2 separate regions of the Mus musculus genome follow, and region 2 is linked to region 1. A link is a loop called in an ENCODE intact Hi-C map of the cell type or tissue named here. Cell type or tissue: left cerebral cortex. All regions are shown on one strand.

The links. Peaks named below come from ENCODE experiments on the same cell type or tissue, not always from the same donor. Only the 100,000 strongest peaks of a DNase experiment are listed, where the experiment ranks them.
Region 2: a loop joins it to region 1, with 5 times the contacts of the local background. A loop is called at or near these places in 1 of 42 quality-filtered maps.

Annotation. Positions count from the first base shown.
Region 1 is chrX:136,029,184-136,031,683 of GRCm38, forward strand. No RefSeq gene overlaps it. Among named protein-coding and RNA genes, the nearest start is that of Arxes1, 2.9 kb to the right of the region's middle. In left cerebral cortex, no CTCF peak of the experiment used is centred here; DNase peaks (open chromatin) are centred at 1,360 and 2,067.
Region 2 is chrX:136,169,800-136,172,299 of GRCm38, forward strand. It overlaps Tceal8 (transcription elongation factor A (SII)-like 8), which reads right to left and starts at 2,452. Exons shown (of 3, transcript NM_025703.3): 1 at 2,333-2,452; 2 at 1,837-1,906; 3 at 1-1,250. The coding sequence starts at 1,223. The coding sequence ends at 870. In left cerebral cortex, no CTCF peak of the experiment used is centred here; DNase peaks (open chromatin) are centred at 1,106, 1,618 and 2,475; H3K4me3 peaks cover 993 bases; H3K27ac peaks cover 964 bases.

The DNA.
Region 1 (2,500 bases):
TCAAAGTGAATGGATGTGTTCTCTTCCAGAGATATTTGTTGTATACCTCAGAGCTCAAGTGTGAAATATATTTTGATATCATGTAGTGATACAAGCAATCTAGAGCAAGATTGTAGGAAGAAGTGAACCAGGCATGTATGTATGCCTGTTTTTAGCATGGAATCTGCCTAGATGCCAAGGACAGAGGAAAGAAAGCTGGGAGTCTTCTGCAAGACCCATCCTTGAGATGCAGAGCAGAAAGCAGGCTTGCTCAGAAGAGACCATCTCCAAGGGTTTTGAAAGGAGAGGACTTGAGCTGAGCAACTCCTTGCTATCCCTGTAAATACATTTATCAGGTAAGTAATTGCCATGCCAGGGAAGGCAGGATATATATATAGTAAGGCAGGAATTGGTTCCTGAGTGAAGCACCTGTACCTGAGGAACACATCAAGAACGAAGGATAGCAATTTTTACTGGGATTGTGATGAGTCTTTAGATTAGATTGGAAAAAATTAACATATAAATAATCAAAGTCTTCGGACACATGAACAAGATGTGCCTCCCAATTGACTGATTTAATTACTGGAGCAACATCTTGTAGTATTTAATATACAGACATAACTTCTTGTACATAGATAATCCACACAAGTGCTTCATATTTTGTGGTGATTTTTAAATGACAGTATTTCAAAAATACAAATACAGGCTATCATATATTCCCCAAAATGTTAGTGAACAAATATGCAATAGTTATTGTTCAAAAAAACTGATACAAAAAATGGTTAGAAGCACAATTCTAGCTTGTGAAAAGTACTTTCCTGCTTAACATCCATTTTCCTATACATTCACATATGTTTCAAGAAGTCATCAAAAATATACAGGAACTAGGGATCAAAATGCCAGTTTTTATTTGTTGACAATCTATAGAAAAATCAGTTTGTTGAGAGAACATAGAAAAGTCAGCTTTAATTAATATATATGGTTCAAAATTAATCTGTTGAAAGGTGTGGTTTTGCTTCTTCACCTCTCAGTAAATTTACCATAATGCATCCTTGGAATCTTGGGTGGTGAGAAAGACAGGAAGAAGGATATATATATATATATATATATATATATATGTGTGTGTGTGTGTGTGTGTGTGTGTGTGTGTGTGTGTGTGTATACACATATAAGTATATATGAATTTGTGATCATATGAACATATGTATATTTATGTTACTGGAGCTGCTAGGAATGGTTATCATGAGGAATACTTGAAATTAACTAACCAAATCATGCCATTTGCCATTCTTACTCAGATCCTAGCACATATTAGAAATCAGATTACCACCATTGTTATTTTCCCAGCTTTCCTTGGACAGTGTGGTTACCATGACAACCCAGTGCTTGCTGTGGAAACTGATGCGGTCTATGCTTTCACTTATGATTTATGCCTGAATCACTTATCACTATGGTGTTGTCATGTGTTGCTTTTCTAATTCAGATTTTTCTTCTAAAATTAATACTTGACATTTGAGATGTGATAGAGATTTTTCCTGCCCATTTACTCATTTATAATATGTTGGAGTCAATCTGACTCAGAGTCACATTTTTCTCAGAAGTTACCACCTTTGGCTATTGATGCATATATATGTATATGCATATATGTGCTAATTTTTCCACAATTTAGCCAATAAATGCCCCTTCAAGATAGTCTCAGTGTTAAGTTGATTTCTTCACAGAATTGCTTGAGCATATTATTTGCTTTCTAAAACATCTGCTTATCTGTACAAAGGAAGTAATGCTACCCACCTCAGAAGATAGCTTTTAAAAATGTCTAAAACTAGCAACTGACAGTGTATGGTATGTAGTTGCCCCTCAGCATATGGGACTTTCTGGCACTTGACCTGCTTGATTCAGTCAAGCAATATCTTTAACATCATCATGGACTGGCTACATAGTAAACAGGAAAAAAGCCCACAGATCTGTTAGGGGAGTCTCCGTTCCATTGTTCGGTGTGTAGGAAGAGTTGTGGGGTAAAGCTGGGACAAGAAAAAGCATCACTGTACAGCTTCCAGTGAATCGAGTCTGCCTTTCCCATCTGCTCGCTTTTATCTCTATTCCACATGCTTTCTCCCTTCCCTGTCTTTTACTATAATAGTCCAGAAAAGATGGTTAATGTGCAGTGCAGAATCTGAGGCTCAGAGTGAAGAAACAAGTCTGATGTAGAGTTAGTAGGATCGGCTTCTGGAGAGATTCTGTCCCCATTATGGGGACACTTTTAGTAAAACACTACCCAATCCACAAGTCTCCTCCACACTAGCAAGTAACAATTCTGAACATACCTGAACAAGAGACACTCTGAGGTTGAGATCCTACATGGGAAAGCATCCTATTGTCTCAGGGGGAGGGAAGGAGTTCTTTAAAGTAACTATCATCAGGTGGTTCAGAATTCCTAGAACTCTTCGTTAAATTTATGATACTTAAACCTGTGCTGTTTGCCATAGGCAAGGGTGAAGATTCTGCTAACTAGAATCAGGTT
Region 2 (2,500 bases), 140 kb after region 1:
ACTGGAATTCAAGGAAACCCAGCGGGATCTTTATACTTAAGACCCCACTGGCAGGATCCAGCAGACTTGGCCCTAGTTGGTAGGCAGGACAGGTCCCAGGGAAGAAAAGGGTGGGAACTCAGCAGAAGAAAAATGGCACGGAAGCCCAGCCCCCACCCCTCTGCATCTGAACACAGGCTGAGTGAGGCCATGTCCTCTCTCAAATATGGCATACTATGTTCCACACAGATCCCTGTGAGGCAAGTATTTCCCCCATGAAAAGACCAAGTCTTAACCAAGTGTGTCTATAATGATTGCCAGTTTTATTCCTCTGGCTAAGGAAGCCAGAGGGAATTCCAGGTTTACATTTCTGTTTAATAGTTCATCAAGAGTTTAGTGCCTTTATTGCCTCTACAAGCTGGTTACAAATTAATTTTAATTAACTCCCACTTATTAAAAAAATCTGCAGTTCTTTGTGAGACACGTATTCATTAAAAAAAATCAACATAAGTAAAAGGCAAAATTAAAACACACCACACCAAAAATAAGCACTGTAAATTTTTTGATACGTATAATTATACATGTACACACATAATTAGGAATTTTCCTATCTATGTGAGTTGATCCTAACTATGCTGCTGTTTTTTTCAATTTGCTGTCTAATTGTATATTTCCATGCATAAATGTGAAACTTTCCAACTGAAAGATAAACGTGGAAAATGGGTCAAAAATCCAAAATCCAATGAGATGCTGGTAACAACGAAACTACATAACAGAAAATACCGCCAGGTAATTATTATTAAAAGTAAAATGAAGTTCAAAGATACATCAGAAAATGCTAAGAGAAAGAAAGCAGCAGCCACATTTCAATATCAGAGAAAAAAACGATTTCAAGGCCTGAAGCACACAGGGTAAGGACGGCTTCGGGAATGTCTTTGCTTCCAATGCATCAACACGAACTTGTTTCTTACTCTTCTTATCTCTTCCCTAAGCCTTTCCAACTCATCTACGCCTCTTATCACTTCTTCGGGGTTCAGATGCCTTGCGGGAGTGTCCTCTTTGGGCTCTGGGCTGGGTTCAGCAGGCTCTCCTCTATGGCTCCCTTCAGTTTCCTCCCTCACATTTTCTCCAGAAGCCTGAAGAGTTTCTCCTGCCTGCTGTGGTGGATCTTCTGAAGGATGGCCTTCGTCTGCTTTTGGTGTGTTCTGGGGTGTTCCTTCGTTCTCGTCACAAGACTTTTGCATGTTGATTATTTTCTTAATGAATTAATCCTAGGGGGATAAAAACAAGGAAACAAAACCGACTAGGTGTCAGGCAGATGGACAAGCTTTTGTGTTCCCATAGCGACTGACTTTTGTTTCAGGTCACTTAATTGCCAAAAAGTTTTCTAACTAGACAAGTCAGGTTCTGAGCTCCTGACTCCACCCCTTCCTCCACCCCCCCCACCCCCCCCTTGCTCTCCAACTCCATCTTCTCCTGTCCCGGCTCCAGCCCACCATTTTCCCAGCAGGCCCTGCAACAAACCTCTCCTAGCACTGAAATGGGAGCGGCGTGGAAGCAATTAACCCTTCCCTCACCACATGGCTCTAACACTCCCGCCCTTTCGGGCTTTTCCAAGTCATCCCATCCTCAGCTTCTCACCAGCAACAGTCAGGTCAGCGGTCTCCTCTCTCTTTTAAATGTCTTTAGCCTCTCCCTTTCCTTCCTTCACCCCATTTCCGCAGCAGGATTTGCAGGGGCCTTCTGTGCTTAATCCGGATGGGAGGCAGCCGTGACGCCCCTGGGATGTGCTTTGGTGTCTTCCACACTCCTACCCCCACCCAAAGGGACCTGAAGCAATTGCACCCTTGCACTGACCTGTAGGTACCTGGAGATTTTCCTCTCTTCTTGCACCTCGATTTATGTCGCGCTCAAAAGATCAAGAGTGCTGAAGAAAGACAGGAGTTCTTGGTGAGCACACTAGTGCCTAAATCAAAAGGTCTTGCTAACGGATAGCACAAAGTTTTTCCACATCCCCCTCTTCTCCCTCCCTTTGTGGCAACCCCGCCTTCATCTGTACCCTGTTTCCCAGCAAGAGGGCAAAGAATCAGACAAGTTTTCCCCACAGTGTTATTGTTTCTTCTCTCCGTCTCTCGCAGTTCTCCTTTCCCCGTCTCTTTTCTTTCTCTGCCGGACTCGGTTAGCTACCTCCCTCCCAATCTGCCCCATCCCTCATCAAGCAGCCCCAAACCTCTCGCACAAAATAGTTTAGCAGAACCCTAGGATAAGAGAAAGAGTGCGGGATGAGCGTGCTTTCTGTTCTCTGCTCCCTCCACCCTATGATCTCTTAAGCCAGCGCCCACTATTAAAGTACCTGGAAGTAGCTGGGCCACTCTTCTCTAGCAGGACAGAGCTGCTACTGGGGAACTGGGCCTAGACTATAAGGACTTCTGCACACGTCGACTGCTGGTCACGTGAGGATCGCGTCATCAATGAGCTCCAGCCTTTGGTTACCCCTCCCATTAACATGCAGCCCGCCCCC